2 separate regions of the Homo sapiens genome follow, and region 1 is linked to region 2. A link is a contact called in ENCODE Hi-C or POLR2A ChIA-PET data. All regions are on one chromosome and are shown on one strand. The core of a region is the stretch at or near the end of the contact, and the rest is flanking DNA. Distances in the headings are between cores, read along the strand shown. Region 1 has its middle 9.1 kb from the start of INPP4A. Region 2 overlaps MGAT4A (alpha-1,3-mannosyl-glycoprotein 4-beta-N-acetylglucosaminyltransferase A).

Evidence for each region. A loop is a pair of places that touch in the nucleus more often than their neighbours do. ChIA-PET counts read pairs that join two places held with the same protein, here RNA polymerase II (POLR2A). Pooled maps may share reads with other maps.
Region 1: a pooled map shows a loop between it and region 2 (2.1-fold over the local background). The contact joins two enhancer-like sites. A Hi-C loop is called at or near these places in 4 of 50 pooled maps. POLR2A ChIA-PET finds 5 or more read pairs at or near these places in 5 of 52 experiments (CD4-positive, alpha-beta T cell, OCI-LY7, WTC11 and 2 more).

Annotation. Positions count from the first base shown.
Region 1 is chr2:98,433,222-98,438,269 of GRCh38, forward strand. No RefSeq gene overlaps it. Among named protein-coding and RNA genes, the nearest start is that of INPP4A, 9.1 kb to the right of the region's middle. RefSeq lists enhancers at 2,148-3,347, 2,389-3,133, 3,134-3,877. Within about 2 kb of position 3,735, at least 2 of the 41 ENCODE cell types and tissues checked have a DNase peak (open chromatin) inside an H3K27ac peak, as active enhancers do.
Region 2 is chr2:98,652,592-98,657,751 of GRCh38, forward strand. MGAT4A (alpha-1,3-mannosyl-glycoprotein 4-beta-N-acetylglucosaminyltransferase A) reads right to left here. Exons shown (of 16, transcript NM_012214.3): 7 at 3,761-3,874; 8 at 2,854-2,929. Among named protein-coding and RNA genes, the nearest start is that of UNC50, 47 kb to the left of the region's middle. Within about 2 kb of position 2,685, at least 5 of the 41 ENCODE cell types and tissues checked have a DNase peak (open chromatin) inside an H3K27ac peak, as active enhancers do.

The DNA of each region.
Region 1 (5,048 bases), core at 2,485-4,984, 220 kb before region 2:
GAATCCATTTTCTTTTGCAACAGGTTGCAATTGAAGAAACTGGTTGTTTTACCAAGGCTTAGACTAGAAAGGTATGCTTCCCTTTAAGGAGTTGTATTAGTCTGTTTTAATGCTGCTGATAAGGACATACCTGAGACTAGGCAATTTACAAAAGAAAGAGATTTAATTGGACTTAACAGTTCCATATGGCTGGGGAAGCCTCAAAATCACAGTGGAAGGCAAGGAGGAGCAAGTCCTTTCTTACATGGATGGCAGCAGTCAAAGAGAGAATGAGGAAGATGTAAAAGTGGAAACCCCTGATAAAACCATCAAATCTCGTGAGACTCATTCATTACCACAGAATAGTATGGGGGAACCACCCCCATGATTCAGTGATCTCCCAGCAAGTCCCTCCCACAACACATGGGAATTATGGGAGTACAATTCAAGATGAGAATTGGGGGACACAGAGCCAAATCATATCAGAAGTCAAGCTTGACTTGCAGAGCCAATAAAAGCCCCTTGGGAAAACTGGCCTCGTACTTTTGTCTACACAGTCCCCCTAGAGGGTTCCTAACCTGTGATGAGTAAAAAATGTCACTCTCCAACAGGCTCAGGAACCACATGCTCTTGGGACCTCAAGAGAAGAGGAGTTTACCCAACTCACAAGTATTTGAGGATACAAACCCATGGCTGGGCTCAGCTTTAAAAGGTCTTATCTGAGATTTCTTGTGGAACAGAGTTCCATCAAAGCCAATCTAAAAGGCCTATGTATAAATAATCATTTTTGTTGCACTTTATGCAAATAATCAGGCAAAGTATAAGACTAAATTCTATTGTGCAAACAACACAGTCTTATCATGATTTGTTTTTAATAGAAATGATGACTAGGGAGAGAGAAATTATAATTTATTTCAAAACTTATCATCATTAGATTCTAGACTTGTTAGTTGGTTTTAAGTTTTTGTCTACATTTTAGACTAACCCTGCTTGTTCCTGTGAACCAACCAGCAATCTCTGGCTGCAGCTCAGAAAGAACAATAGGGATGTTATATAAAAATCTGGATCAATATTCTAGTTCTGAGCAATTATCCTGCAAATCCTGCCAGGTGATGGCAATAAATAGGATGCCCATCACCTGGAGGTTTCCTTTTTGGGAAAGTAAGACCAAGGGAGCTAACCAAAGCCAAGTCCCATGCACTCAAATCTTAGCAAGCATAACTATAGCCACCAGTTATCTGGGTGTGTCACAAGACATCCTTTTCTTTCCCTTGTTGGAGGAGGACTCAATTCCACAGCTTAACCTTAGCATTGAGCTTATGATAAGGAGTCCATACAATCGCCCCAAGACACATTTTTGTCCCAAACTCACTTCCAAGCTTCGGGTCAAAGCCGTAGGAAAGAAAACAGGATCCCAGGATTCCAGAGGCAGTTCATAATGGAAGTTAAAAGGCACAGTGCAGGTGAGCATGACTAATTCCTGCCCATTAAGCCAAGCTTCTTGTTTCATGGATAAAGGTCATGCTAGAATCCATGGCATAAATGAAGTCTAGGGAATTCAAGGGCTACTGACAGCAGGGGAGATAGGGATATTCCCACCCCCAACCCCCAACTCCCACTAACATGGATGAAAGCCATTTTGACACCCATGCATGGCACTCTGTGGCAGTTGCTGGGACTCAGGGATACAAGGATGGAGGAAAGAAAAAGGAACACCTAACTTTTCCTCCCTCACATACACAAGGGATTTGCTAGGAAGAGAAAGGAACCAGGGTCACCTGCTACCCTCTTTCTGGATGAGTAGCCATTCCTCTGCAGTGCTTCCTGAACCCCTGAGACTTCTCTGAAAAAATGCCTCCTTTTTCCTCCTTTGTCCTGTTCACTGATAGTTAATTGTATCTCTGTACTATGGGACGCTCCCTTCAGATGCATCCTCCAAACTGGGAAGAGTTAATTTCCCAAACCTTAGACTGGTTGGCTTAGGATTGGGCTCAGGGGAAGGGAACCCAGAAGTCTAATATGGGGCAAAAGAGTATAAGTTTTTTTAGCAGTCAGACTTTTGGTGTCTCCTCCCTGCGCAAACTGGTAAAAGGCCTCAGGATTTTTGAGCTGCCCTTACCCCCGCTGTTGCAGGAAGTCAAGGACCCCGAATGGAGGGACCGGCTGAAGCCATGGCAGAAGAACATAAATTGTGAAGATTTCATGGACATTTATCACTTTCCCAATCAATACTCTTGTGATTTCCTATGCCTGTCTTTACTTTAATCTCTGAATCCCGTCATCTTCATAAGCTGATGATGAATGTCGCCTCAAGACCCTGTGATGATTGCGTTAACTGCACAAATTATTTGTAGAGCATGTGTGTTTAAAAAATATGAAATCTGGGCACCTTGAAAAAAGAACAGGATAACAGTGATGTTCAGGGAACAAGGGAGATAATCTTAAAGTCTGGCTGCCTGTGGGCTGGGCAGGACAGAGCCATATTTCTCTTATTACTGAAAATGGGTAAGAGAAATATCGCTGAATTCTTTCCCCAGTAAGGAATATTAATAATTAACAGCCCTGGGAAAAGAATGCATTCCCAGGGCGGGGCCTCTACAATGGCTGCCCTAGGAGTGTCTGCCTTATGCAGATGCAGATAGGGATGAAACACACCCTAGTCTCCTGCAGCATGCCCAGGCTTGCTAGGATTAGGAAATTCCAGCCTGGCAAATTCCAGTCAGACCGGTTTTCTGCTCTTGAACCCTGAAAATGCATGCACAGTGGGACATGGAAGTTCATTAGTGATTCTAGTTTCACCCTGACCTTCTGCCTTGTGATCTTTTGTCACCCTTGAAGCATGTGATCTCTGTGACCCACACCCTATTCGTACACACCCTCCCTTTTGAAAATTGCTAATAAAAACTTGCTGGTTTTACGGCTCAGGGGGCATCACGGAACCTGCCAACATGTGATGTCTCCCCCGGACACCCAGCTTTAAAATTTCTCTCTTTTGTACTCTTTCCCTTTATTTCTCAGACCGGCCGACACTTATGGAAAATAGAAAAGGACCCTCGTTGAATTATCGGAGGCAGATTCCCCCAATACCCACCCTTATTTCATTTTGATACACATTTTCTTTCTTTTCTTCTTCTTTTTAATTTTTTTTCTGAGACAGAAGCTTGTTCTGTTGCCCAGGCTGGAGTGCAGCGGTGTGATCTCGGCTCACTGCAACCTCTGCCTCCTGGGTTCAAGAGATTCTCCTGCCTCAGCCTCCTGAGTAGCTGGGATTATAAGCACCCACCACCATACCTGGCTAATTTTTGTATTTTTAGTAGAGACAGGGTTTCACCATGTTGGCCAGGCTGGTCTTGAACTCCTGGCCTCAAGTGATCCGCCCACTTTGGCCTCCCAAAGTGCTGAGATTACAGGCATGAGCCACCGCACCTGGCTGATATATGTTTTCTAATAACCCAGTTTGTCTTTTCTTGCCTTCAGGCCGTGAAACTCCAAACGGTCATGCAACTGGAGCCTTGGACCACAGCCCCTTCTGCCAGGGACCCTTAGATAGGCCTCTGAGGGAGCTCTGACTGCCGTTTTCCTCAAACAGTGCCTCCTGTCAGCATGAAGCAGTTAAGATCGGCCTTTGTCCTGATCCTTATTCTTATTCTAACAGCAGTTAGATGTACTTCTTTAGAGGGGGAAATGATAGATGCAGGAGGCAGATAAGGGGGAAGGTCCCCAGAGAACCTCCCATGGGCCTGCACACTGGGAGAACAGGGTGGAGCCAGGGAAAGTTTGTGCCGTTTGCAGTGGGGAGGAGCCTGGCCTCTCCTTTCCTGTGTAGTGGCCTGGGATTCAATCTGTGAGTCCTGTTAGCAGGACTGCGTCTTGCTTTGCTGAGTTTTTTTTTTTTTTCCTTTTTTGCCCAATAATATCCTGCTCTACTCACCCTTCAGTGTGTCGTCTGTGTGCCTAAATTTTCCTGGTCTTGTGACAAGAACCAGAGTTTAGGGGAACTAAGGAGCAATGCTCTGCAACAGTATGTTGAGTTTTCACATTAATTTTTCTCAAAATATTTTCTAATTTCCCTTCTGAGTTCTTCTTTGACCCTTTGGTTACCGAGAACTGTGTTGTTTAATTTCCATTTACTTGTAAATTTCCCAAATTTCCTTCTGTTGTTGATTTCTGTTTTAATTCCATTGTGCTCAGAGAACATAATTTGTATGACTTCAATTCTTTTTTATTTATTTAGGCTTTTAAAAGTCCTACCATATAATCTATCCTAGAGGATATTTCATGTACAGTTGAACATGAGGTATGTTCTGTTATTGTTGGGTGGAATATTCTACAACTTTGTTAAATCTAGTTGGCTTATGGTATTGTTAATGTTTTATATATCCTTTTAGATTTACTTCATTATTTTATCCATTACTTAAAGTGGAGTACTGCAATAATCAATTACTACTATTACAATGTTCACTTCTCACTTCAATTCTGTTTTTGCTACATGTATTCTCGGGTTCTATTGTGGATGTATATATGTCTATAATTACTATCTCTTCCTCATAGTTTAAACTTGTTACAATTATAAAATGTCTCTGTTTGTCAGTAGTATTTTTGTTTTGTTTTAAGTTTGTTTTGTATTATATTAGTATAACTTCTTCAGTATTCTGTTGGTTATTGTTTCTGTGGTATACCTTTGTTCATCATTTTACCTTAAACCTATTTATACCTTAAAATTTACATTCATCTCTGTACACAATGTGCAGTTGGATCATATTTTTTAAAAGTCCATTCAGACAATCTCTGCTTTTTGATTGGAGTATTTAATACATTTTTACTGATCCATTGATTGATTGAGACAGAGTCTTGCTCTGTCACTCAGGCTGGAGTACTGTGGTGCAATGATAGTTCACTGTAGCCTAAAATTCCTGGGCTCAAGTGATCCTCCCATCTCAGCCTCCTAAATAGTTGAAACTACAAGTGTGAGCCACCGTGCCTGGCTAATATTTTAAAAAATTTTTCTAGAAATGGGGTCTCACTATGTTGCTTAGGCTGGACTTGAATGCATGACCTCAAACAGTTCT
Region 2 (5,160 bases), core at 1,435-3,934:
AAGTGCTGGGATTACAGGCGTGGGCCACCGTGCCCAGCCAACAATTTTTTTTAAGACAGGTTTTCACTCTGTCACCCAGGCTGGAGAGCACAAGGCTCACTGTAGCCTCAATCTCCTGGGCTCAACTGATACTCCCACCTCAGACTCCCGAGTAGGTGGGACTACTGGTATGCACCACCATGCCCAGTGAATTTTTTGTATTTTTATTAGAGACAGGATTTCGTCATGTTGCCCAGACTGGTCTTGAACTCTTGAACTCCTGAACTCAAGTGACCTGCCCACCTCAGCCTCCCAAAGTGTTGGGATTACAGGTGTGAGCCAGTGCCGCCCACCAACAAATTTAAGAAGACTAAAACTATGCAATGTATCTTCTCTGACTACAACAAAATGAAACTAGAAGTCAATAGCAGAAAAGTAAACCCAGAAAATACACAAATGTGTGGAAATTAAACAACTCGCCCCTAAACAACCAATGGGTCAAAGAAGAAATCACAAGGGATTTAGAAAAAAATCCAGAAACAAACGAAAACAAAAAAAAAAATATACCAAAATGTATGATATATAGCAAAAGCCATACAAAGAGGGAAGTTTATACCAGTAAACATTTACATTAAAAAAAAGAAGAAAGATCTCAAAATCAGCAACCTAACTTCAACCTCAAGGAAATTGAAAAAAAGAAACAAACTAAACCCAAAATTAGCAGAAGGGAGAAAAAAAAATAAAGATTAGATCAGATAAATAAATAGAAAAAAATAAATAAATAGAAAAAAAAAAGCAGAAAAAAACCCAAAGAAACCTAGAGTTGGTTTTTGAAAAGATCAATAAAATTAATAAACCCTTAGCTAGATTAGCTAAGAAAAAAAGAAGATTCAAATAACTAAAAGTAGAAATGAAAGAGGGAACATAACAACTGATATCACAGAAATAGAAGAATTACAAGAGACTACTAGGAACAATTATGTGCCAACAAATTGGATAATCTACAAGAAATGGATAAACCTCTAAAAACAATTTTCCATGGGTGAATCATGGAGAAATAAAAACTTTGAACACACTTATAATAACTAAGGGGATTAAAGCAGTAATCAAAAACCTCTCAGCAAAGAAAAACCCAGGACCAGAGAACTTCACTGGAAAATTCTGCTGAACACTTAAAGAATTAACATCAATCTTCCTCAAACAGCTATCTTCCAAAGAACTGAAACAGAGGGAACACTTTTCAAACACATTCTAGGAGGCCTGCATTTCTCTGACACCAAAGCCAGACAAAGACACAAGAAAACTACAGACCAATATCCCTGATGCAAAAATCCTCAACAGAACACTAGCAAATGGAATTAAAATGCACATTAAAAGAATTATATACACCATAACCAAGTGGGATTTATACCTGCAATACAGGGATCGTTCAACACACAAAAATCAATCAGTGTAACATATACTACATTAACAAAATGGAGGAAAAAAACACATGATCATCTCAATTGGTATGGAAAAGCATTTGACAACATTCAAGACACTTTCTTGATTAAAAAAAATGTGACGAACTAGAAATAGAAAAAAACTTATTCAACAAAATAAAGGTAATATATGAAAAGCCCATCGGTAATATCACACTTGGCAGCAAACAAATGAAAGCTTTCCCTCTAAGATTAGAAGCAGGGCAAGGAGTCCCACTTTCACCACTACTAGTCAACATAGTGCTGGAAATCCTAACTAGAGCAATTAAACAAGTAAAAAAAGTAAAAGGTACCCAAACCGGAAAAGAAGAAGTAAAATTATCATTATTTGCAGATGAAATAATCTTATATGTAGAAAAACCTAAAGAATCCACCAAAAACTACAAGCAATAAATGATTTCAGCAAAGTTTCAGGATACAAAATCAACACACAAAAATAGTTGTATTTTTGTATACTAACAATGACCAATCCAAAAAAAAAATCAAGAAAACAATGCCATTTACTGTAGTATCAAAAAAGATAAAATACTTAGGAATAAACCTAACTGGGGAGGTGGAAAATTTTTCTACAAAACATTTCTAAAAGAAATCAAAGAAGATACAAATAAATGGAAAGACATCTTGTGCTCATGTATTGGAAGACTTAATAATATTAAAATGTCCACACTACCTAAAGCGATCTACAGATTCAATACAATCCCTACCAAAATTCCCAAGGCATTTTTTACAGAAATAGAAAAAAATCCTCCTCAAATTTACATGGAGTCTGAAGTGACCCTAAACAGCCAAAATAGTCTTAAAAAAAAGGGAACACAGTTGGAGGCCTCATACTTCCTAATTTTAAAACATGCTACATGTCAGGTGCAGCAGCTCGTGTCTGTAATCCCATGACATATTGTGTTCTTGGTAAAAATTGGACTGTTGTGCTGCTAAAAATAATTGGACTGTTAGAATTAAATGTCAATTTTATTATCTTCAAAATAGTGGTAACAGTATTGTGGCCTACAAAAAAAAATTAGTTCATTGTAAGACCACTAAAGAAAAATTGTAAGAAAATTCCTCTTTAAAATCTGCCAAATAATGACATCTTAGTTCTTCTTGACAGTGGAGAGAGGGAAGAGGGAAGAGAAGATGGGGGAATGGGAGAAAAAGAGGAAAAAGATAAGTGAGTTGCAGGTCCCCCGCTAAGTGGAGGGCTGGCTTCCCTACTCAGTGGAGAAACATCAGAGCCCACATGCTCAGTTACCATGGAGACCCCTCTGCTCTGAGATAGTTATGATTTGTCAGATCTCAGAGGGTTTGCACTTTCAAAACTTCCTGTTTTAATGAAAACATACCCTTGATAACACTTTTTCTTTACAAGCATGAAAAACAAAGGAAAAACTACACTTACCTGAATGTAATATATGCCCTTTTCTTGAGCATACATCATTAGAAAACAGTAATCTAGGTTTTGCTTTGTTCTCCATCTGAAATAAACATTTTCAAAAAGTAAGTTAGGAATCAGACTCAAATTTAGTAAAATAAGATTAAATGTATAAATGTCAAATGTCTACATAACATGTCATCTATGTATATGTGTACACACACACACATACACACACACTCACTTAGGACGAAGAGTCAAAGAAAATTCACTTTCCTCTAATGAAGACTTTATCAAAATGTATTCCCAAGAACACTAATTCTCAAGCTGTCCTGAGGAAAAAAATGAGTCTAATATCAAGTAAGTATGTATACATGTTCCCCTTCTAGAAACATATTAATTCATAAGAGGCACAAAAATATCCAACGGTAAAGACATTTATTGGGAAAAAAATTCTTAATACATATTTTTCCAAACTTCCTTGACCACAGACCCTTTTTTCAGTAATATCTTAATGTTTCATCAAATGAGTGCTTCAAAAATTACAATTTTAGGGTCCCTATTCTGGTGCCTAGGACTGTTTGCACGCAGATCAAAGTTCACAAATAGGTACTGAATGCTTTAAAAAATTCATATTTAAATTTACAGTATTAAACCCTGTCAGTGAATTCCTGGTAGCCTACAGAAACACATAAGAGAAGTGGATCTAAAAGCTAGTTTAAGAAAACACAGTAAAATAAAAGCTAATATTAAGTTTTTACATATTCTAAGAAAACTCTACATTATTTCCAAGCGGTCCTGGACTTAATGAGACTTACCTAGAATATTTTACCAAATTCAACTCTAAAATGTTTTCAGCTTCGATAAATAAAAACTACATGTATTAAATATTTACACTCACAAGTGTGGAGGATTTTAAACGGCACATGCTCACCTTACTCTTTCTTTGGAGTCTCCAAATGTCTCCTTTAGGTTTGTCAAGTCAGGATAATAGCTTTCAGGGGGTGATATGACTTCCACCAAGCCAGAACTGATTTCTTTAGAAAATCTATTATGAGAAAGTTAGCTGAGTTACTTAAGTTCTGTGGGATTTTATTTATCTTAAAGCTCAATACACTGTGTTTAACATAAAACACATCAGTAATCATTTGTAGCAACGTATAATGTTATGGCCGCAAGGTGTTAAAAGGAGCAGCTCATCACTGATTTCATTTACAGAAAATACAGTTTTTTCCAATAGCAAAAGTTTTTTTTTAAAGTAATGCTTTAAAAACTATAAAATACTGCTCTTATTAAAGTAGCATAGAAATCCTAAGCCAACTGCAGGCATTAACGTTCCTAAAATGTATCTGAATTAAAAAAAAAAAATCAAGGTCTCACAGAAAATAGAAAATTGAAGAAAAACAAATAAGTATGTATGTGTCTTTAAATACGTATATTTTGCAAAAACCAAAGCTCTTACATCTTCAAGAAGCTTTGCTTGTGGGTTATAGACCACATGTCATTCTCAACCAGTGTTTCTCAACTGGGGGTGATTCTGTCCCTCTGGAAGACATTTAGCAATGTCTGAAGACGTTCTGGTTGCCACAACTGTGATCAGTACTACTGACGCCTAGTGGGTAGACATTAGGGATCCTGCCCCACATTCTACAATGCATACGGCAGCCCCCACAACAAAAAATTATCTGGCCCAAAATGTCCATTGGGCTGAGGTTAAGAACCCTTTCTAAAGTTTTTAATTAGTCTGTACTGACTGAATTGCAATTTCTTTTGCATTTGCATTCTCCCTTGATTCATTTTTGCAAATCTCCACAAAATGCTAGTGCAACTGCCTGCCTTTGCACAAATGTTCTTAATGTTTAACTGTACTTTTTGTCTGAGCTTGGTTTTCTACACACTAAGGAAGATGTAAATCACCAGAATCCTTGCATAAGCCCACAGACTTGCCCCTGAGGTCAGTGGGAAAGGGGACCAATCATTACTGCCCTGTTCCTTAAGAAGTCTATGCCAAATTTTGTTTCTATAAGGACTTCCAAGAAACTCAGCACTTCAGGAAAACCAAACAAATAACAATTTAATCCTGAACTATAATGTTTTTAAATATTCAATTTTAACATTTTGATAGACAAGGAGCCACATTATTTTAAATGTAGGGTTAGCAAATAATTGTTGCTTCTTTTTTGTCTTTTCTTTTTAAGTAGAAGGTATATCTTTTAGGGACAAAAAACAGATACAATTTAATGAAGAAATTCATAGCAAGACTAATTTTATTACGCTATTGAAACTATTAAGGCAATATTATAAAAAATAATATCTGAAACTTACTAAGCTTTC